Linked DNA regions of Mus musculus: all the other regions are linked to region 1. Evidence: chromatin loops called from intact Hi-C (ENCODE). Cell type or tissue: left cerebral cortex. All regions are shown on one strand.

The links. Hi-C counts contacts between places; a loop is a spot of excess contacts. Peaks named below come from ENCODE experiments on the same cell type or tissue, not always from the same donor. Only the 100,000 strongest peaks of a DNase experiment are listed, where the experiment ranks them.
Region 2: it touches region 1 in a loop (1.9-fold over the local background); 11 of 42 quality-filtered maps call a loop at or near these places.
Region 3: a loop joins it to region 1, with 2.1 times the contacts of the local background. A loop is called at or near these places in 12 of 42 quality-filtered maps.

The regions. Positions count from the first base shown.
Region 1 is chr13:19,447,366-19,455,365 of GRCm38, forward strand. No RefSeq gene overlaps it. Among named protein-coding and RNA genes, the nearest start is that of 9330199G10Rik, 53 kb to the right of the region's middle. In left cerebral cortex, no CTCF peak of the experiment used is centred here; a DNase peak (open chromatin) is centred at 4,142.
Region 2 is chr13:19,637,225-19,645,224 of GRCm38, forward strand. Nme8 (NME/NM23 family member 8) reads right to left here. Exons shown (of 17, transcript NM_181591.3): 17 at 7,854-8,000. Among named protein-coding and RNA genes, the nearest start is that of Sfrp4, 18 kb to the left of the region's middle. In left cerebral cortex, CTCF peaks have their summits at 3,485 (motif pointing left) and 7,208 (motif pointing left); DNase peaks (open chromatin) are centred at 3,423 and 7,191.
Region 3 is chr13:19,614,885-19,622,884 of GRCm38, forward strand. Epdr1 (ependymin related protein 1 (zebrafish)) reads right to left here and starts at 4,946. Exons shown (of 3, transcript NM_134065.4): 1 at 4,410-4,946. The coding sequence starts at 4,678. In left cerebral cortex, CTCF peaks have their summits at 4,960 and 7,869; DNase peaks (open chromatin) are centred at 3,425, 4,210, 4,544 and 4,924; H3K4me3 peaks cover 2,161 bases; H3K27ac peaks cover 1,095 bases.

The sequences.
Region 1 (8,000 bases):
TTTGTTAAAATAAGTTTGAAGTAAAAATAGACAGAAGTTAAAGGAGGACAGATTTGTAATTATGATGATACACTTTATTCAGTCCTAAGCAACTGTCAGGAAAGCCTTAAGTGTGTGCTCTGAACCTGTGGCTAAGCATCAAGACTAAATGGCACACATGCTACACACATGTATCACTGTGACCAATAATATCACATTTTTTTCAAGCTCTTAAAGAACTGCTACTGAACTTAGCAATGTACTTGACCATGACTTACAATCAGTTTTTACTCATTTAGAGATTGTCCCCTGCAATTGAAAGGCAAGCAATTGAAAATCAGTGACAAATTAGGCAGAGAGCCCTTAAATACTCACACATTTAATAACATTCTTGAAATAATCACTGGATAAATGGGTGGTAATAGAACTGGATAACATTTGAAGCTAAACTATAAAAATAAGGCATTACATTCTTTGGAAACAGATGAATTTGATTAGAGGGAAATGTACAGTTTATAGTGTTGGAACAGAGAGAAACGAACTACATAAGTATCATTTTAAAGATTGTAGTAAATAAACACCCAAACTCACTTTGAATTAATACACAAATGAAAAAACAGAGGGAAAAAACAAGATGCACATTTTTAAAAGTTTAAGACAATTGATAAGGGTTGATAAGATAAAGCAATTTAAAAAACCCTGTAGTAGCAAACAGGCTTTTATTAAGTTTCCTATTTTAAATGACCGCAGCATCCTGCATGTGAAAGCTTGGGTGCCATCCTGTGGCACCACTGGGATGTGGTAGAGTTTTAGGGTCTGGAGCTGAGGGAGAAGTTAGGCTCTTCTGAGATATTGAAAGCTTGACTCTCTTCCTCTCCTCACCCCTCATTGCCTTAGCCCCATGCTGTATGTACTGTGTTGTCCAAAGCGCTTGTGGCCAGCTGACCATGGGCTGAAAGCACTAAAGACTTTAGCTAAAATAAAGGGCTCTCTCTTTACATTTCCTCTTTCCTCTACTGCAGCAAAGGAACGCTGACTCACATAGTCCCACACTAAACAGCCTTTCATCTGTGTACCTGTTGTTTCGTTTAGGTAACATTTCAGTAGTTTACTGTAACTTTATACATAATGATGTATTCTTCAAGGGTGTTTTCTTATTCTTGAATGCATTTTAAAATTTTTTAGCCTGTCAGTTTTGACAAAATAAGTCAGGATAAGCTCAATATGTTAGGATAAGATTTACATAGTGAGTTCTATGACAGCTTGTGGTATATAGGGAGACCCTGTCTCAGAGAGAGAGAGAGAGAGAGAGAGAGAGAGAGAAAGAAGAAGAAGAAGAAGAAGAAAAAGAAGAAGAAGAAGAAGAAGAAGAAGAAGAAGAAGAAGAAGAAGAAGAAGAAGAAGAAGAAGAAGAAGAAGAAGAGAAGCTAAGGAAAAAATAAGTGACATTGTAGTAAGTATTCTTTACTATTACTTTGGAATAACCTCTACTCATTTAAATCTTTCTCATTTTTTATAAGCAGGAGTTTATTGTTTTCCATGTAAAACTATGCATTATTCTGAATTTTTATCTTTTAACACATTAAATTATATGTTTTCAAATCCACAGCTACTATTCCTTGCTGTAATATGGAAACAAGACATTGAAAATGATGTTGTGACATGCCCCATTTGATAGTTAGAAAAGCATTTTATTGACAATGGGGAAAAATAAGGAACCAGTTTGTAGAAAAGTCCAGTTTAGTATGCTTCTATGCAACATAAACTACAACTAATAATGAATTAAAATAATAAAAACAAATACGATAGAAAAATAATCAAACAAAGGAGCTATTCAGAACTTGCAGCCTTGTAATTGGAGTGGAGAATTGAGATTAAGAACTTTGTCAAGTTACTCGATGAATCATATGTGATGTAGGGATTTAATGCAGGCATGAAGTTAAGCTGAACAGTCTACTTAATAAATCCATATAGAGAGAATGACCAGGTGTAAAATCCCCCATGTTTCAGTATATAAAAATGGGTAGATAAATCTGATTAAGAAAAAAATAATTTGCATTTTACAACTACAAAGAAAATTCAAAAACAGACAGAAACTTCTGTTTTTTGTTTAAACTGTAGGGTTCAAATATGCTACTAAGTATTTGTGCTATGCTACTTAACCTCTTTACCAGGCACACGTGGCAGCTGGACTTAATCTTCAGAAATGAATAAGATACTTACCAAACACTAGGGGGTGGAGTCCCCCATTTATTCTATCATTTCTTGTGGCATAATATTCTTACACACATACTCTTGGTAGAAGAGCAGCTGGACTGGGAGCCTGGTGTGGTTGCAATAATAAGGTTCCATAAGTCCACACTTCCTTTGTAAAAGGATCTGAAGTTTGTGGCGAATCTGCCGTGGTCCTATGTAGTACATCCATTCAGCTCATATTTAGTTCTGTTCCATTGAGCGGTAAGCACAGACTGTAACAGTTTTGCAAGACAGATCTCATGAATATTTGCTCATAATTAGCTCTCCAAAGCTATGAATGATACTTTAAGCTACCAGAGACATAATGAGTGTCCTTCATTTTCAGTGTAAAATTAGTTGCATAGCAAACTAGTTCTAACAAGCAGTCAATACCCCTCTCCTATCCTAGTGAGGAAAAAACCTTGGGGCGTAAACCAACACATTTGGTTTTCTACGATCCCAACCTAATACTTTATTTCTATGTTCTTGCTCATTTTAGTCTCATTAGGGTCACATAGATTTTAAATTTATTCTCAACCCCAAACCCCGTAGGAGTAATGTGAAGGTGTTGCCATGGTTTCCTGTAGCTTTCCCTCAGAACCAGATGTTGGACCATGTTAATAAAAACACTTGGTGGAAGAGTCAGGTAGGAGCAGAGAAGGATATCAGAGTAATAAATCAATTGGAAAATGTTGTCTTAGAGTTTCTATTGCTGTGATAAAAGATGATGGCCAAAAGCAGCTTGGGAAGAAAAAGTTTATTTACCTTATGCTTCCACATCATAGTTCATCATCAGAAGAAATCATGGTAGGAACTCATGGTGGGAACCTGGAGGGAGGAGCTAAAGCAGAAGCCATGGAACAGTGCTCAGGGGTGGCACTTCCTTCAGTAGTTCTTCCAACATCAATCATTAATCAAGAAAATGTCCTACAACATTGCCTATTGGAGGTATAGTCTCAATTAAGGTTCTTCTTCCAAGATAACTCTAGTTTGTGTCAAGATGACAATCTATCTATCTATCTATCTATCTATCTATCTATCTATCTATCTCTATTTATTATATGTGTGCCTGACTCAATGTATGTGCACTATATACATGCAGATGTCCATGAACGTTGGAAGAAGTTGTTTGATATGCTGGAACTAACTATGAGGATGCTTGAATTCTTATGATTGACCCAAATAGTAATAAAGAAAAAGAAGATAAACTGAAATTTATCATTACTAAAGGGAAAAGAGTGGAATAAAATATTTGTTAGCCATCTATCTGGTAAGATCTAATGTTCATAATACTTATAAAGAACTCTTTACCTTAATAAATACATGCAGGCAATTGTATCAGCATGTTGAAGTGATGTAAACAATGATTTTTTTATATTTTTGATGTGTGTATATATATTATGTGTGTATGTACATGTGCATTAAGATGGGTACGGGTGCACATGTGTGTGGTGTATGCGCTCATGGAGGCCCACAGTCGACACTGTGTGCCTTCTTTGGTCACTCTCCACTTTATTTATTGAGGCAGGGGGGTCTCTCAATTAAAACCAGTAGTCAGCGGTTGACTAGTCTCTCTAGTGAACTTGCTCTGAGTGCTGGGGCAGCAGTCACAACAGCCTGTCTATTCATGTGGATTCTGCATACTGCCAAACTCCAGTCCTCATGCTTGTGTGACAAGTGCTTCACCCACAATAATCTCCCCAGTCCAATTTTGGGGAATTGACAAGTGACACAACTTATTTCTCCTGCTTCTGGAAGCTTCTCGGTCCACAATCATCAGACCAGCACATTCTGCATCTGCTGAAGGTCTGTTTCTCGTCGATGGAATCTTTCATGTGGCCTCTAGGCTATCCTTTTAGACTCTCATGAGAAGGGTTGAATCCATTCATGTGTGCAGAGCTTCCATGACTCATCGCTTCCCCAAAGACTCCAACTCTCCTTTTTCCCCCCTCATTTTCATTTCTATTTTGAGAACTTCATGCAATGTGTTTAAACCATATTTCTCTTTTCTTCCATTCCTCCTAGATATAGTTCTGTCTTCCCTACCCACCTGACTTTGTGTCCTTTAGTGTTTCCTTAAAGCCCTCAAGTACCATTTGTGCTGCCCATTTACTCAAGGATGTACGGCTTTCACTGAGGCACGGACAGCTTACAAAGGGCTTCATCCTTTAAAATGAACTGATTCTCCCTCTCCCAGAATCTGTTAATTGCCAAAAGATCTTTAGCTAGGAGTAGGACTTTATGCCTCTTCTCTTCATACTGGAATTTTGTCTGGATTAGACTTACATAGGTCTGAAGCATGCTATATCAGTTGTTCATACGAGCAGTTACCTTGCTATGTTCAGAAAACAGGTTCCGTGTGTGGAAGACTATTTACTTCCTCTGGTTCTTTCAATCTTTCTGCTCCATCTTTTGCAGAGATCCCTGAGCCTCGGCAGGAGAGGAATTGTGATATGCAGTGTGATATAAATGTCCTGTTTAGGGCAGAACATTCTTTTTCTTTGTACATTGGCCAATTGTAAGACTTCAATATTTAATACTACTGAATACAAACCATGTATGCATTAGGTTTCCTAAACCAACCTTCAGACCATAGTATAACCTACATAAAAATATGTAAAGTACTCAAGTGGATACTTCTCTAAAGAAGATATACACACGACAATGTTAGTGACAAGGTGTTCCATGTTATCTGGTAATAAAGAAATGCAAATACAAATGCCAGGAAGCAGCACTTCATGTTCACTAGAAGGGATACAATGAGAGAGAAAAAAGAAAGAGTGTTGGTGAGGTGGTGGGGATGAAGAAGGTGCAATGGCAGCATACGCCACTCCTGAGCCCAAGGAGGACAAGTACATTCGTGAGCTTCTTATTAGGAAATACATTGAGCTGTGGTGTGGATAGTGATAGACTCTGTGTCCCTTGCTACAGTCGTGTCTACTGTCATATTCTAGGCATTTATATTTATATTTTATAAACCTAAATTCAAGTAGATTGAATAATATTATTGTGAAATGCTTGGTAACACATTTCATTGCTATTATCAAGTCTCATGTTATTTGATTTAGCTGGGCCCCACCAGAATCATGATTTGGACACGAATGTGATGCTGTTGAAAAGTGGTAGAGATTTTAAGAGGAGTTAGTGTCTTTCTAATGAGCCTGGAAGAGTGAATACTCTGGTAAGAGTGTATTTTTATGAAGTAAGTCTGTCCCTTTCTGCTTCCTTGTTCGTGTGTGCCTCCTCTTAGCTTCTCATTCCACTTCATCTCACGTATGAGGCAGCATAACGTCCTCATGAAGCAGACTGGATATTGCCCCAGCACCCTTGATTTCTGTGTTTTAAAAAAATCTTGTGATAAAAATTACTTTTATATAGCAAATATAGATCTTCAAGTGTTTACTATATCAAGAGAAAATGAACTAGACAATATGCCAGTATTTTACCAAAACTACTGCTCACAGGTTCTAAGCAATGCTTTGACTGGGCAGAGAGAAACTGAGTGAATAGGAGTTAGAATCAAAGGATTTGGACTAATACAATTTTCAAAATCCAGGTAAGGACCAGAGTCAGTTGGTGCCAGGTTTTCCCCAGATCTCCTCGTTAACACAAGCTAACTTCTCTGCTAAAGTAAGAACGTCTGACCCTGGTCTTCTAATCCAGACACATTGTCTTTTATAACTCAAAACACACTCAAGTACTTTATACTCCTCATTATAAATATATAATCATAATAGGAAATGTGACTGTCACCTGATGCACATTGCCCCAGATAAGCTCCAAGGTCAACATGCTTAAAGGAGAAGCAGGAGCAAGGTATAGCAGGCAAGCTACAGATGAACTCATAGCCTCAGTTTTCACTTAAGCAGTGCACATATAGTTGCCCTGCTGCACTGATACTCATTATTAGTCATGGGTTTATAAAGAGCTAAAGATTAGCAAAGGAATTCAGAAGGTTGAAAGTGCCACAGGCAACAAGATACACACATGCGCATGCAAATGACCGGGCACTATAACCCTGTTCCAACGGCATCATTGGTTCTTCTTCCATTGATTCAGTAGGAAAAAAAATCTATATACAGGTGTAAATATTTAACTCAAAGTCCAAACATCTCACGTCCACACATATATGTATATTTAGCATTCAAAATTCTTTTAAATAAGTGTTGATGAGAGATAGAAGGTTCTAAAGAATTAAAGAAATGAGCCATGGCAGAAAAGGAGGAAGAAGAGGAAGGAGCTTGTCATAATTTGTCGTCCCACTTAAGTCTGTTATTCCTACTGCTACTTTGGAAATGCAAGACTGACAGTGCTTGCATGCTTGCTTATTTCTCCTCAAGATGATGAGGACACAAATACTACACAAACACAACCTCCTAAACATGCTGAGCGAAGGCACTGGTGAGAAAGAAATAGTTTTTGGAACCAGACAGACAATGTTATATGATGCGGCTTGTCTGTTGGTTTACTCTCGCTCTCCCAACTCTGCTACGGTGATGCCATGAAGCTGGTGAACAAAAATTGGACAATCAGCATGGTATAGGTCTCACATGTTTGCTTCCAAATGAGTCTTGGCTATCAGGAAAAAGAATATATTCTCCTTTAGTCTCAAACTTGATCCTGGTGGCAGTTGGAGCCTTTGTAACCAGAGATGACTCCTCTAACTAACAAAACCTTAGAATTGATGAAAGGGACTCTAAATAACAACCACCTCACAATGGCCACAAAAACTGGTAATTTGGAAGCCAAAAGGTTGTCTACTTCCTTTAAGGAAAATTGTGGATAAAGAGGCAACATTTAAGCAGATTCCCTGGAACTCCAAGTCAATGGCATGTTTCAGTGTGATCAAATTTAATATGGTTTGAGGTTTTGCAGTAAAATCTCATCTGATGCTAAGCAAAAAATGAAAGTTCCTTTCCAGAGTCTTGGAAAGAATGTGAACTCACAATACTGAAAAAAATAGGTTAAGCCAAACCAAAGGAAACAGACCTTAGGATGGAAGCTCTGCCAACACAGGCTGGACTGGCACAGCTAATCACATACATTATCATTTTCCAAAACATCCTCTTTTGTGGAAGGCAATGTTACCACTTGGTCTGCCAAAAACCATGTGATCGGCCATTAATAACAATCTCAGGTCAAGCAGGTCCTATGAATATCTTCTTAACCCTTTTAATTCAGAATGGTACTGTTGTAAACATTAGCCAGCATGTTCCTTTGTGCAAGTAACTTGAAGGCTCAGGGTAGCCCATAAGAAGTTTCAAGGAGTGGCTTGCATTCAGACATTGTAGAGTCAGTTTATGGGAAGACCTGAAACTCTACTGGCTAATATTCAGGCATTCCGGGAAGCAGTTACCATTTTAATTTGTGTCTGGAAGCTCAAGTGTACTTCCATGAAATGAAGTGAGGCTGCATGTTAATGTTCTCATAGTAAAAGAAGACAGCTAAAAACCTTTCTCTGCAATCACATGTATAAACAAACAAAACACCACCAGATGCCGAAATGCTCTTTTCGTCCAGGCAAGCACTGTATCTATCTCTGTCATAATTCAATTTTATAAAACGCCCCACTTTGCAGAGTTTTTATACTTAAAGCAAAGTCAGAGTGTCTAAGTAGTATTTCACTTAGTACAAGGGCATTGTGAGAATGCGCATCTGTTTCTCCCTCAATGTCCCTGTGATTCCTCGGAAGGGGAATACGGACAAACTTTACTTGAGTATTGAAATACACATTCCCTAGAAGATTTTGATTTGGGGCAAAGTCCACATAAAATGTTGCCATCTTA
Region 2 (8,000 bases), 190 kb after region 1:
TTTCAGTCCAGCCTGAGCTGTACAACAAGATCTTATCTTAAAACACCAAAAAATTCTCTTTTCCTCTGCCTCAGTACTATTATTCACTAACTTGTAAGAAACAAGCTGTACCCAAAGGCTACATGATCACTGAGTGACCTCTGTCTCTCCGGGAATCAAGACCTCATCCCTACACAACACCACAGAAGCAGACAGAGGCAGTAAGAAGACAGTGGCAAGCATTTAACAGTCCAGTTAGGACAGGAAGGGACTGAAGTTTCCAAATTTCCAATAAAGACAACCAAAGGAGATTCTGATTCTGATTTAGAAACCTGATGCTGGGTTGGTTTTTTTTTTTTTTTTTTTTTCTTTTTTCTTTTTTCTCAAAGGCCCAGTCAACAGACCTTACCAAATGGAGCAGGTGTGAGCCATGACTCTTGAAACACGTCTGAAATGCTTAACTTGATGCAGATCTATTCAGATAGCTGGAAAGAAGTGAACATTTAAAATCATTTTAAAAGTTATAAAAATTTATGTCCAATTCCAATGGTGAACTGGAAACAGGCAACATGGGTTTTGTCCTTCCTGGGCTGAAGGCAGAAACCTGAGGGCCAGTGACACAGAGGAAGTACAAAAGAGGACATACACGTTATTTATTTATTTATTTATTTATTTATTTATTTATTTATTTATTTATTTATTATTATTGTTGTTATTATTATTATTATTATTATTATTATTATTATTATTTTGGTTTTTCGAGACAGGGTTTCTCTGTATAACCCTGGCTGTCCTAGAACTCACTTTGTAGACCAGGGTGGCCTTGAACTCAGAAATCTGCCTGCCCCTGCCTCCCGAGTACTGGGATTAAAGGAGTGCGTCACCATGCCCAGCTAGGACATACACTTTAAAATAACTAGGTTGGTTTTATTAATTTACAACCATTTACTACATAACACTATTTTAACCAAGGAAAAGTTATCTAGTGGAAGTTCTATAGGATTGTATTGTGTAGTGACCATCCTGGTTCACACAAGTACTCGTAAGAGATTCTCACAATACTTAAATCATCTAATCCCTGGTTTTCCATCTTTGCCAACTGAACTTCCTTCTTCCTAGCAGGGGTCCTTCCAAGGAAGCTCTTGCTAAAAAACATTACCCAAGGAAGCCAGTATAAATATCACAGGGATTCTAAACACAACATGACTCCAAAGACAAGGCCACATTTCCATTCTGCAACAACTATAAGGGGACTTCAGAACGCATGAAGCATGGAAGAATGATTGGTCTTCCCGATTAAAATGTGAGAAAGCTGGAAGCTGCCTGACACTGAGGACCCAAGTAGATGTGAAAGGGGGCCTCAAACATTACCATTCCAAGAAGGAAGAGAAAAATTCTCACAAAGAGCGAGGAGCTAGTAGTTCCAGGACAGATCTGAGTCTTAGGGCAGATGTTTGCAGAGCAGTAAATAGCCCAAGATGATAGTCGCTTTGTGCTAAGAGTTGGCTCCCCAAAAATGAGGCCTAGTACTGCATTGTTACACTGCTCTTCAGTAGATCCTTGTCTCACCCAGCCATAAATGTCAATGCCCTGGATCCACTTTGAAGGCAGGAGGGAGGTGAAAAGGAAAAGTGGGAGTGGGTGCTGGTGCTAGAAAGACCTGGGAAACCAGAAGGACTCTGCAAACAAACAGCAGCCCATGGATTCAAGTTACTGAAAAACTGACAGGCAGGCAAAAGGAAGCCATGCCTGCGCTGTGCCCCTTCAAATCCTTGACCCTGACTAAAACTGAGTTCTACCTTCACCAGGCCCTCTCTGCAGGGATTCCATTCACAACACACAGTGAGACCGAGACACTTCAGCATCTCCCCATGACTCCATCAATTCTGGAGTCACCACTGTTCTTGATGCTGCATGGTCAGTAATGGTCTCTCTTGTGGCCTCTCACAGTACTGCTCTGCATGACCCCTTCAGTTCTGCAGCTCTCACATCACCAAAACTTGTATGTGTCATCAAGTTTGACTGCTGGACAGAGATGCAGTATTGACCCCCCTCTAGACCTCAGCTATGCACTGACTGACCCTGAAGAAATTCTTCCAGAAGATTTCTGCCCAGCGATGCTGGTCTCTTATTAATCACCCTGGGTTTTTCATCCTGAGCTAACCATCACAAACTGAGGTTTCCCTCCAGTGGTACTGGTCTCTTGTTAAAAACTGTTTCTCCAGCATGAGCAGATCAGAAACTGTTGGACCCACTCGAGAAACAGGAGAATGCCCCTCAATGAAGGTCAGCTTAACAGTCCTTCACATGTCAGCAGGGAGAGCAGGCTCATGCCAAAAAGGACTCTCCCACCCAGGAAGAAGGCAGAGGAGGCTTTATAAAACCACAATTAAGTCACACCAGGGTCAGGCCAGGGGACAGAGGCTTCAAAAGTTTCTGTTAACAAAGATTTGAAAAGTTCTAGTGGGCTGAAACAATTTGCTATATGTTGTAAAATAATGGGCATTTCAAAATGGTAGGTAGGCTGCATGAGAGCACTGCTCAGCAGAATGTTACTGGGCTAGGGGCCTGGGATCTGGGGGAAGGAGAGAAGAAAAGGATACAGAGGCAAGAGGGGAATATATTTCTCTTCTCTGGGTTATTCAGTTTAATGTTTTTAAATTTTATTTTTTTACTTATTTACTCACTGCCCCCTTCCCAGTCATCCCTTCCCATAGTCGTTCCCTCTCCCCTTTCCCCTTCTCCTCTGAGTGGGTAGGGGCACACATGGATATCCCTCTAACCCTGACACTTCAAGTCTATGAGATGCTGGGTGCTTCCTCTCCTACTGAGGTCAGACAAGGCAGCCCAGCTAGAAGAACATATCCCATGTACAGGCAGCATCTTTTGTGATAGCCCCCACTTCAGTTGTTCAGAACTCACATGAAGATCAAGCTGAACATCTGCTACCTATGTACAGGGAGGCCTAGGTGCAGCCTGTCTATATTCTTTTGTTGGTGATTCAGACTCTGAGAGCCCCAAGGGTCCAGGTTAGTTGACTCTATTGTTCTTCCTGTGGAGTTCCTATTCCTTTTAGGCCTGCAATCCTTCCTCCTATCCTTCCATAAGAGTCTCCAAGCTCCATCCACTGCTTAGCTGTGGATGTCTCCATCTGTGTGAGTCAGCTGCTGGGTGGAGGCTCTCAAAGGACAACATCAACTTGAATTTTTATGCAACCTACCAGTGGTGACACTGTCCACAGTAGGCTAGTCCTTTCCCCATCAGTCATTAATTAAGACAAGCCCCATAGATTTGGCTACGAGCCAACATGACAGAGTTCCCTTTTCCATTAGGGATCTCCTATTTAGATAACTCTAGCTTACTTAAAGAAACAATCAAGAATAAAATATCCTACAGTAACAGCCCAAGATGAAACAGTCTTTTCCTGTATGTGTTGCATATGAAATCTCTACAGAGTTATTTATATATTCAACTGAGCGTAGCTTGCCATCTGCTGGCAAAATACAGTAATTTTGGGGGAGCACTCATATTTTCAAAGTTCTGGATCAGCTTTCAGATAATTACAGTATACTAATTATTTAATAAGCACCTGATCACAGCCACCTAAACAGAAGCCAAAGCAGAGGCCACTGGTGCCCAATTTGATGGAGTGGAAGTGGCGATGGTGAGGTTTTGACTATGCTTGTCTCCCAGCACAATCCACAGAAAGGCACTAGATGATTTACATTTCTAAAATGTACTTGGGAATCTAGAGAGGTGATTCAGCAGTTAAGAGCATTTGCTGCTTAATACAGAAGAAATGAGTTCTGGAAGACTCACAGTGACCTGTCACGCTAGCTTCAGGGCATCTGATACCCTCTGGGAACTCACCAGGGCCTCCCTGGGAACCCATGTACATTTACATCCACACTAATAAAAATAAATATTTTATTTATTTATTTATTTTCCAGGCAAGGTTTCTCTCTGTAGTCCTGGCTGTCCTGCAGGTTACTTTATAGATCAAACAGTCTTGAATACAGAGAACCACCTGTCTGTACTTTGCAAGTGCTAGGATTAAAGGCACATGCTACCATGCCACACTTAAAAGAATCTTTTAAAATGTAAGTGATGCCTTTGGATGCAAATGTATATGACATTGAATTTTAGTTCAGGGTAATCGATATTGGCTTAATTTCATCCTTCTACATGTGAATATCCAGTTCCCAGGGCCATTTGTTGAAGATGCTTTCTTCAGTATGCATTTTTTGGCATTTTTATCAACTATCATGTAGCTGTAGTGATGTGGACTCACATTTCAGTTAAATTGATCCGTATGTCTGGATTCCAGTTCTCTTCATCGTCTTGCTTAACGAGAAATTCTGTATCTTTAAACAGATTGATTAAAGTGTTGTGCTTACAAGTTCATATTTCAAATCCTGTTCCAAAAATTTATTAACTTGTTCCATTATAAATGTTTGTGGATTATTTATCTGTTGACTCTGTATCTTATGAGTGTGAAACATTCCCTGTCAACTATATGTCTGATAGAGGGTATCTTTAATGTACAAAGAAATTACAAGGACTCAGGAAAGCAAACAACTCAATTAAAAGACAAGCTATATTTAGCCACACACGGTAGTGCACACCTTTAATCTCAGCACTTGGGAGGCTGAGGCAGGCAGATTTCTGAGTTCAAGGCTAGCCTAGTCTACAGATTGAGTTCTAGGATAGCTACACAGAGAAACTATGTCTTAGAAAAAGAATGAAAAACAAGACAAAACAAACAAGCAAACAAAGCTATAGATCAGAATATAGAGTATTCACAAGAAAAAAAAAAAAGAAGTGGCTATAAAATATTTTTAAATGTGCTCAGAATTCTTAGCTATTAGGGAAGTGCAAACTAAAACTAATTTTAGATTTCATCTCATCCTAGTCAGAGTAGCTAAGATTTAAAAAGAAATGTTAGCAAGGATTTGGAGAAAGGGGAACGTTCACTGTTGGTGGGATTCCAAACTGGTATAGTCATTCTGGAAATCAGTACGGAGATTCTCACAAAGTCAAAAGTCAATCGACATATCACCTGCCAACACTGGCGGGTTCTTCTTTCTTGTCGGTTCTTCTTGAGGCAGAGGAGGGGGAAGAGTGTAGGCAGAGGGTAAGACTTTGTCTCATGAGATATTTAGGGTTGCTCTATAATAACAAAAAGTTTACTTAGCTAAGTCTAAGCTACTATGCTACTGTAGCTGACCTGCCTGCCCTGCTTCTCTGAGGCCAGAAGCTTCTTCTCTGGCACTTAACACCTCATCCTAAAACAGCAGGAAATAAAGTAAAGGATTAATTGCTAGAGTCTTTTCCCTTTTGTCCAGATGCCTCTTGCTTGTTGGGCTAGGGGATGTTTGGAGCAATAAATTTCTATTGAACCAGGAGAAGAATAACACTCACAGAAGGAAAAACTTTTACATAAGCAAATATGCATAAACTTACAAGTTCATACACAGATTCACGCATGTGCATTTATACATTTCCATTCATACTGATTGAGCTCAGCTTGCATGCATTCTCACAATTACATATGCATACATTCTCACAATTAGATACTCACACACACACACATCCATACTAACATATGCATATGGATCAAAAGACCAAGCACCGGTGCAGAAAGAACTCATTCTGGATTTAAAAAAAAATGAGCTCAATTTTTTATTGTACAAAGAAAAAGCTTCTACCCTATTAATGCTAAATGAATTAAACCCAAGTTTTTAAAGAAACAATCTTTGTTCCCTTTAATAAGACGAAGTCTGCTTTGTTATTAAGAAAGGACCTGTTCTGTCCCATGGTAAGGAGAAGTCTGCCTGTTCCTTCTCCTCTCTGCAGCTTCTTCTTTTTTCCTCTTTCCCTATGCATTCTGCACATTGCTTTCTTAGTTTCTAACGTTACCTATAGTTTCTAAGTTATTCTAGTCTGCATTCTCCTCCAATCTTACTCTATTCTCCTGCTCTGATGTCACAATAAAGCTCTTATTCTTGGCGCCATTTCTCCCAATGCTGTGGCTATACTTCTAAGTTCTTCTTGAGTTCAGTTCTGTCTAAAAAGTGTTCTGTCTAAAATATTCTCCTCAGCTCGGTTCCTCTCTCAGCTCAGTTCTTCTTTCTCTGCTCAGTTCTTCTCTGCTCAGTTCTGACTCTTATCTTTGTGCTCAGCACTTAAACCATTTTTCAGAATACGTAATTACAGGTTAAAAAGTTCATCACAAGTTCACACATAAAATAAAATAAAATCTTAAATTGAATTAGAAGTTTACAACAGAGAATGTTTATATGAATATTCATTAGGAGTAACTATCTGGCTAGCATCCATCACCTGTCACAGCTCCATAGGTTTATAGAAGGTAGAAAATCATAACTAAGTTATTAGTGAAGTTTTGTATAGATAAACCAAGTCAATATTTTATCTTCTGTCCTAGCACCTATGATAAATTGTTAGTTCCCTCTTATGACCTTTGGTTAATTGCTTTACAATCTCTTGGAATGTGCTCTGAGTAGGAGCGAGTCTGGTTATTATCTAAGAGTAATTAACTGGTGACACATGGGAAACTGACAGAGTTCTCATTGCAGTTTTTGACTATCAGAAAAGGACCTAATAACAGTCCCACTATAAAAGAGCTTAATAATCACTGATATGATTTTAGGAATTCTTACAGAATCATTATGAAGACTTAAGAAGTCATCTATTTTTCTATATAGCATCACTAAAGGACAATACATCTTTGTAGATCTGCAGAGATCTGCTCAAAATGGGCAGGCTAATATCTAGTGATTGTTATATATGCTTAATAACAACAAGAAAAGCATATTAATAGCAGGAATCTTTCATGAAATGCATTCTCTTAGGCCTTGTGTATAAGAGTAAATCTGTCGCAAATTTATCTGAAGTAGACCATCTGAGGAAGATTACCTGGTAGTTATTAGCTTGTCCTATTATGGCTCCTGACAATCACCCAGCTATACAAATTCTTGACATATGCCCAAAGGACTCAGCATCCTATTTTACAGACACTTGCTTAGTCATGTTCACATAATTAAGAACGACTCATAAGTATCACCCAAAAGTGTCAAGCAGTGTTGCAGCACTACAGGTTTCAAGTGTGCAATCTATTACTAAGATCTGATGGAACAAGTAGGAGACCTTCCTTGCACATTTGTCAGGCATGACAAACTCTTAAGTGGATTGAGGAGGTGACATCTAGTGGTTGGGAATTGCACATGAACCTGGCTATATACTTGGGAGTTCTTGACTACAAGAAAGTGTGCTGCAGTGTCACCTGAGAGAGAAAAGATAAAATCAATGAAAACTCCCACTCTGTTCCTTTCTCTGCAGAGAGGTTCAGCATTACATTGCAGGGGGCTAGAATCATTGCGCCATCCCATAGTGAGAGTACAAAGTTAACAAGTCTCTGGAACCGGGGAGATGGTTCAGGAGTTGAGAACACTTGTTCTTGCAGATGACCTGGGTTTGGATCCCAGCACCCACACACAAACACTTAAAACTCCAGTTCCAGGGGACCCAACACCCAGCCAGCCCCAGACATGTACATGGTGTACATGCAAGGCAAAATGGTTACACACATAAAATAAACAAACCTTTTAAGATCTGAAAAATAATCAGTGTTTCTATCTATATTCCAAATTCTTGGACTTTCTGGATGGAAACTTTAGCATCAAATACATGACCAACTTGTGTCCAGTCTAACACATTTTTTCTCAAGTCTACAAGCTGCATCTACTCTGACTTCTTCCTAGCTCATGTTTCTCCTCACCTTCTGTTGTATTGTGCAGTGCACCTTTCTAGAATTTCATCTTATGTCACTGATGAAAAATAAACACCCGACTCTGTTTGGGGGTCACAGTTTTTATTGTTACCATGCATAGCCAGGCAAGTTTTCATCTCCATGTGTGTTTTCCTTGGAGTCATTTTTCTTCTTACTGTTTATAGAAAGTTGTGTCTCGTGGTTTTACGTTGATGAAAACTTCTTCATTACC
Region 3 (8,000 bases), 170 kb after region 1:
ACAGCTCAGTGTGGGGCACCTGGGACTTACTCATGATTTTCATGATCACCAGGGCTCCTCCAAGGACTCCATACCTCCACCTCTGCCGCATAGGTTCACCAGTTGCCTCTCCTGGCCTTTCACTGTGACAAGACTGCTCTCCAAGACTCCTTCATGCCTTCACAACCAGGACAATCTGAGAAACTCAAGTTAGGTGACTAGCATGTGGTATAACCTTAGCCCCCTCCTCTTGGATCACTGCTTCTGTGAGCTGAACCCAGGGAAACATTTCTGAAGAAATTCTGCATCAATAATGCTGGTCTCTTCTTAATCACAGCTGATTCTTCAGCCTCAGCTGAGCAAAATCCATTGTATCAGCAAAGCGAAGCAATGTTCCACTCTAGTTGTTATAGAAGAGTTGAATAATCATAGAGTCTTTAAAGGACTCTCAAACTTTCCTCTAAGAACATCTCAAGCCAGGCCTCCATTGTCTACCCTGCTTTTCACATTATGTTCTTAAAGCTTCCAATGGTTTTTCCAGCCCAAAGTTCAAATGTTACCACTGTCCTCCCCAAAATATATGATCAGGTCTATCTCAGCCAATACCCTACTCCTGGTATAAATTTCTATCTTAGTTAAGGTTTCTATTGCTGAACAGCATGACCAAGGCAATTTGGGGAGGAAAGGGTTGTTTTTATCTTACATTGTCTTTCAAACAGTCCATCATCAGAGTCAGAGTAAGGACTCAAGGAAGGGACCTGGAAGCAGTAAACGTGGAAGAGCACTGTTAATTGGCTTGTTCCCTATGGTTTTCTCAACCTGACTTATTTTACAACCCAAGATCACCTGCCCAGGATTGGTGCTACCCTCAGTCAGCTGGCCCCTCCCATATTAACCCTCTATCGGTCAAAAGTACCACAGGTCAATCTTGTGGGGAAATTTTCTCAATTGCAGTTCCTTCTTCCCAAATGACATTAGCTTGTTTCAAGTAGCCCACACAATCTGACAATTGTTAAATATTATTCTGGGAAGAAACATCTATCTGTGATGGAAAAAACTCAATGTTGTACGTAAAACTGAGCCTGGAAGAGACAATCACCAGGCCTCTGTACGTGTGTCTGCTCCAACTCTTTACTCATAACCTCCTGATCGCAATTTGGCTTCTCACATCGTTTTGAATCAAGGAGAGAATGATTTAGTCTATCTCTGTGGATTTGAGAATACTGGTCTCCATACCAGCTATAAAACTTGCTGAAATATAGTTTAGCATTTGAGTCTGTGTACCGAGTCAGTTCCCAAAGAGAGGATACTTGTGTGTGCTGCTCAATCAAGTGTCTGAGTTCAGAGGGGCTGTCAGTAAGACTCCTGCACATGGGAAATGAAATCCACCAGGACAATGATGGTGGGTGGTGAGAGAAGCACCTGGGACCCCTGACTACACACCTCCTCACTGCTCTATGAGGAGACAATGTAGCACGTGCTTTGTATATTTAACTTACAGAATCCTCACTATATGCTAATAAATGAGTTGCTATACGTATTTGCATTTTGTAAAAGAGGAAACTGAGTCTCAAAAAAAAAAAAACCCACAGTAATCTAGAAAAGCTCACTTTCAGAACCAGATTCTGAGTACATAGCCAAATGTCTTGAACAGTTAATGATGCTCTTTGGGTGAGAATGAACTCTTGGTCTTCTCCAGGTCACACTGCTTAGTTAGCATCAGCAGTGAACTCTGGTGTTCCAGCCCATGTTCCCCATGTCTACTGACCAACAGATAACCAGTGAACATGCTTCCTAAGGACACATCAAGAGTCGTGTCCCACCCTCACTCCAAGTAAAGAGAGTGATCCCTGTTCTATGCAGCCAGTACAGTTAGCTCCAGCTACCACTAGTGGCAACCTGCTTGACTCCTCTTTGTCCCTCCATACCCTGCGGCCTCTGATCACTTATATGTCACCACCTCTTTAACACTTCCCTAATGGAACCACCTGTGCAGCTTCCTCTCCATCTGAAGCAGCTACAGTACTCGGAGTGTTTGCTCCTACACTCATTGTGTCGCTCTAGTTTTTCTAAAGCTCTTGAGGATGAAATTTCAGCCATGCATCCAGTGATTTTTATGCCACCTAATAATGGCATTCCAACTGTTCAGGCTCCTTCAGCGTGACCTCTCAACACACTCTGCTTTTGTTCCTCATAGAGACTGGGCTGGTAGTCTCAGAATATGAGTCCTGCTTGTAAACTCCCAGATGACAACCTACTAAATCTGTGATACATACATATTTATGCCCCCAACAAAGTCTTTTCTGCATGTCACCCCTGGTAGATTCGCTTGGGTGTCTGAGGGCCACTAATTTGGGATATCACCTTCTCCAGGAAGCTCTGGCCATGTGTTCATCATGGGTATATTCATCGTAGGGATAATTAAATTATGAGATTCCACCTTCAGACTGTTATCCCCTGAAAATCAGGACCCACTCCACTGATAACTGACACAGTATCTGCCATGAGCAATAGCCTACTGAATGAGGATGGATGAATATGAACATAGTATATTATAGATGTCAGAATCCATGCAGCTTTCTTAACTTTCAGTTGTGCGATAGAAGGAAAGTTTATTAATTTCCCTAGGTCTTGGTGTTTCTATGTGAATAGAAATCATACAACCTAGTGTGTGATGTTATGAACCCTAAACAAAATTATATAAAACATGCCAAGTTTCAGCAATAGTATATCATATAACACACTCAAATAATGGATATTACTATATCCCTCAAGCCCCAATGAAAAACACTCATGTTCTTGAAAGTCTTTGCATACTCTGAGTCTTCCATAAAGACACTACTGTGACTTGCCTTCCAGGCTAATGTAAAGCTGTCCCTCTATATTCAAGGAGGGTTGGATCCAGTGCCTCTATGGATAACAAAATCCATGGATGCCCTTGTCCTTGATCTAAGAGTGACAAAAAACTGCATGCAGCTTACAAACACCCTTCCATATATGGGTTGTTCAGTATAACAAATATAATATAAATGTTATTCAAATAAGTTCTGTATTGTTTAACAAGCAATGACAAGAAAAATAGTATGGATGTGCTTAGTACATGCAATATGATTTCACATATTTTCTATCCATGGTTTGTTGAATCCTCAAAAGCAGAAAAAAAATCCAAGAGTACAGTGAGTCTCCTGCATTTGGTAATGGGTGGTCTCACACTCTGATTAGGTGGTTCAGAAAGTTGTCTTTCCCCTACTTTAATCAAGAAGCCCAACACTTCCAATGGTTTTTTGGTGAAACGGTGTTACCAAGCTTTGTTTTGTGCTGGGAGCTAGTGGTTCTTATTCATCACCAATCTTACCAGGACCATCGTATCTCCTCCTGGTGCAAATGCCATGAAGAGATGTCAGTGTGACTGCATGACACACACTGGACATTAGTGGAGGGCTGAGCCACCGAGACAGGTGGTGATCTTAAATTAGAAAGTAGGTCTTAAAGAGACCAGAAACAAGGTGACATTCTAAAAAAGTATGTCCTCTATCAACACAAAATGGAAAGCTAAATTGACTACCATTGGTTTGCTTGTGTGTGTGTATGTAAATGTGCACGCATTTGTGTTGAGCATGTGTGTGACAGATAGCATGCCCTCCCATTTTGCAATTTCTGTGGTCATTAAAAATAGGTTTTAAAAAAACCTAATAAACTGAGAAGAGAGAAGGATACGTAAAATTGGGATTTTAAGGTGGGAATGTATGTGCCCCAGCGTCTATTCTAAGGTGGCAGTATATGTATCTAACAGATGTTTTAAGGAGAAAGTATATGTGTTCTAATGGGAGTTTTAACTAGTTTTTCAAAAGAGAAAATCCTCAAGATGGAAACAAACATGGTCAGATTGTAATAGGGTAATGAGCTGGGAGGAGCTTTTAAAAATCATTTCCCATGCCTTTTACAGTGTTGTACTTAGAGCCACATGTCAGAAGAGAGAGAGTGAACCGACTCTAAGTTGTCCTCTGGCCTCCACACAGGCAACACACACACACACACACACACACACACACACACAGAGACACACACACACTGTGATTTAAAATGTTTTCATTGTAAACAAAAATTTTAGAGAATATTGTGTTTGTCCCTTCTACACAAAAAACACGCCCTAGACTGCAGGGGACTCCAGGTGCCAGAAGCCTGACTCAGCAGTTAAGACATGAGGCTAACTTGGACTTAGAATGCCTGGCTTTTCCATCTTGCCCTTGGAGAGTCCTTTCTTTGCCTGCCTCTACCTCAGTGGTCAGACCAAGCGGATCCCAAGGCCCCCTATAACTTAATTGGGGATCGGGAGGGGCCGGGAGCTGCTGGGGGTCTAGCTGGAGTAGCAAGCCCCCGCCCGAGCTGGCGTTCCCCTGGCCGCCGTCTTGCCCTTCCAAGCTGCCTACCTCTTGCAGGGGATCAGCGCTTTCCTCTCGTCCAGCACCCGCACGCGCTGGTTGAGACCATCGTAGGACACCAGGGCGCGGTTGTTGTGCCCGCTGCTCTGCTGGTACAGAACCTGGCGTCCCTCCCACTGCTGGGGTGCCTGGCATGGCTGTGGGGTTCCCAGGGAGCCCGCCATCCCCAGGCCGCACAGCACCCAGACCCAGAGGCTTCCCAGCAGCCAGGTCCCCCGAGGCCCCTGGACCAGGCGGCGGGGAGCGCGCGCGGGCATCGTGATCTGCCGCCCCAGGGTCAGCCGAGCTCCAGAGAGAGCCGAGGCCCTGCGTTGGACTAGTCGCGTGAGCCTTCTCTGCGCCCTGGCGAAAGGTGTGCTCCGGGACCCAGTTCAGGCCTCTCTCGATTTTCCGTTCCACAGGCTCCTGGCTTGGGGGCTCCGGACACCGGGACACCGGCCTGGGAAAGCCGCGTGAATCGCCCCAGCTCTTTCTGCTCTGGCGGAGGCTTACCAAAGCTTGTTTTTCCTGCTCTCTGCTGCCAACAGGAAACGCAGCGGCAGTGATGCCACTAGCATCCTAAAGGGCATCGCACTTAAAGGGTTTGGGATGGAAGGGGTAATTCTCTGAGAAGGGACTCCTTTCTCCAAGAACTGCAACCCCCCTCAAGGAGGACAGGAGCAGAGCAGAGGTGTGGCACATTCTCTGGCTGCTGTAATTTGTTTCTTGGTAAAATCGTGACTTTTTTTTTTTTTTTTTTTTTTTTACAAATTAAAAGTGTTACAATGGTCCCTTCCTGAAGAAATGACACTAAATTTCTGTGGTGTTCGTTGTGCAGTTTCCAATCTCAGGCCTGAGTCTCAATTCAGTGAGATTCCTCTCTCCTACACGTCAAAGCTTCAAGTCCAGAGGTTTGTGTTTTTAGAGGTTTACTTTAGTGTATGTGTGTGTGTGTGTGTGTGTGTGTGTGTGTGTTTAAGTAATGGTAGGATTAATAATAATATAGAAACAAGATGAGATGAGGCAATTTTTTAAAGACCCTTGCTTTACAATGTTATTTACATTTCCACTTAATACCTACTATGAAGAAGAGTGAGCCAAGAGGAAATGGTTTGGGGCATTTCTGAGTGAGGTCAAAAGAACTCCAGGATTGGAGCCCAAGCAAGTATCTGTAAGACAATCAGGAGCCTGATCATTTAGGGCCTTAAAAGCTGTTGAGTGTTTTGTTGTTGATATCGAGGACTGTGAGAGCCACAAGCCCACAAAAAGCCAGGGACAACCCTCATAAGCGATGTATATTAGAAAGCTCACTCGGCTAGCACAGGAAGAAAATGCAGTGTCAGACAGAGTGGCAGGGTATCAGGGCAGAAGCTGCTACACTACAAGCCAGCTGTAGAGTAGCTGAGTGACAGCAATGGGGATGGGTAGGGTGGAATGGAGCTTGAAATTACAAAGAAAGATTGAAGTTGGAGGCAGGGGGTTCTGATTTGGGTAAATGAGAGGAAGGAAGGAAAGAAGGAAAGAAGGAAGGAAGGAAGGAAGGAAGGAAGGAAGGAAGGAAGGAAGGAAGGAAGGAAGGAAAATTGTAGTTCAGCCAGTTAGCTTTGAGATGACTGGGGAATATCTAGGTAGAGACAACCAAAGACAGTTCTGCATGGCTTGAGCATGCAGTGCCCAAGTCTTAGATTCGGAAGCCACAGGCATAGAAAGGGTCACTGAAGAGAATTTGAGATGGATGGATGGATGGATGGATGATTCTTGCCACCCCCCTCCCAGGGATATTTGACAAGGAACTCTCCAACCTACGTTTCAAAAGTCCTGAGAATGAGGAAACTTGGAGTTGACGGGAGAGGGAAGACTGAGGTGAAAGCTAGGGTCAAAATCCTGAGAGCAGCAGGCATGTAGGAGGGGAGAAAGGAAGAATAGGGAGCCCAAATGGGAGTCACCCCAGAGAAGCACCCAACTAGAGGACAATGGCTTTAGTGCTAAAGCTGCAAGCCTTTTGGGAGGGCAGGAAGAGGAAGGACAATTGACAAGAATTTTCGGACAAGTCCCTCTGCTCTGTATAACATTATGAAAAACAGGGACAGACTGACTATCGGTGGGCCTGATAGGTAGAGTTCCACATTGAAGGTAGCTTCCTTAGGCTGAGTGTGAACTTGGAGTGAGCGCAACAATGAGCTCTACCCCTCTGTCCCAAATTCCTGTCTTAATAGTTTCCTTCTTTTAGTTCTTTTCTTGTTTTCATTTAGTGTTGGGAGGAACCTAGGGTCTCATCTATACTGGGTTGGAGAAAGAGGTGGGAAGTTTTTATCCCTCTGTCTGTCTCTGTCTCTGTCCTTCTGTCTTTCTATACCCCCTCTCTTCTCATTAGAAAGTTAATCTAATGATCTTTTTTGCTCAGTGTGTGTGGTGCGGGGAGGGGGGCGGTAGACTAGGTTTGGGATTTCACTACCAGAAAAGGCATGAGGTGCCTTTTGGCCACCCCCTTCTGCTTGATATTTTCCTATGGCATTTGGCATCTTTGGGACTTGAGACCTATTCAGTAGGAAAGCAGAATGCCTTTATGGATTGCTCGGGATGAATAGGTACTTTACACAGATCTAAATAGTATCTGATCTCATAGGATCATTAATGTCTTCATAGTGTTTGTCTCTATACCTTACACAATAAGGATGACAAATGCAGTTGTGGTTTTTTTGTTTGTTTGTTTTTTGCTGTTTTTGTTTTGCACAGCTGTTTTAATCCTCAGTCAGATTCACACCTAAGCTAACTTGTGGGCCTCAGCGTTGGAGGGAGAGGCAAAAGAACTTCCTTTAACCCAGGTTTCAAGCTCAACCATACCTTTAAAGATTAACACTCAGAGAACATGTTTTCTTATTGTCAACGATGAGAGCAAGTTTACATCGGAAGTCTTGCTTTCTGATTGGCAGGCATTTGGTGTAAACTTGCAACAGTAACAGCTCTTTTCTGTGAACCAGCATTGATTTTCATGTCTCTTTCTAAAGCAAAGAAGAGGAAAGTAAACATGCACGCTCGCTTTCCAAAGCTAGTGAGTTCTTAGTCAAGTAAAATAACGGGCAATTTAGCAAAGATCACGCTGGTGGATTGGGAAAATCTTTCAGCATGCAGCATCTCAAGTTATCTTTGTTTTCTTCTGTTTTCCAGTCATGTTGGGCTCAGAAATTAGTATTTTAGAGAAAGTAGCGAATAGAGAAACTCCTCCAACACAGAGATGCTCTTGCACCCCTGGGCAGTTCCAAGTTCCTGGAGCAGTCACAAACCAAATGCCTGGTAAAAATCTGAGCCAGAACTAAGTCTAGTGGCCACAAAACAACATCAGTAGCAACAATAGCAAACTCCGCACAACTCAGGGTGGTCTAGGGAAGGCTTATATAAACTGCCAGTGCTAGTTCCAACACCTACTGTGCTAGGCTTTCCCTGATCCACACTGCCCTCATAGCTGAGGCACCTCTCTCGCCCCCTATGGGAAAGGAAAAACAAGTGTTTCGAAATGAAAGGGCAACAACAGGGTCACGTTGCTCCAGTTGCTCCAACTCTGAACTTAGGGAAACTTTAAGGCCGACTTAGCAAAGTCTC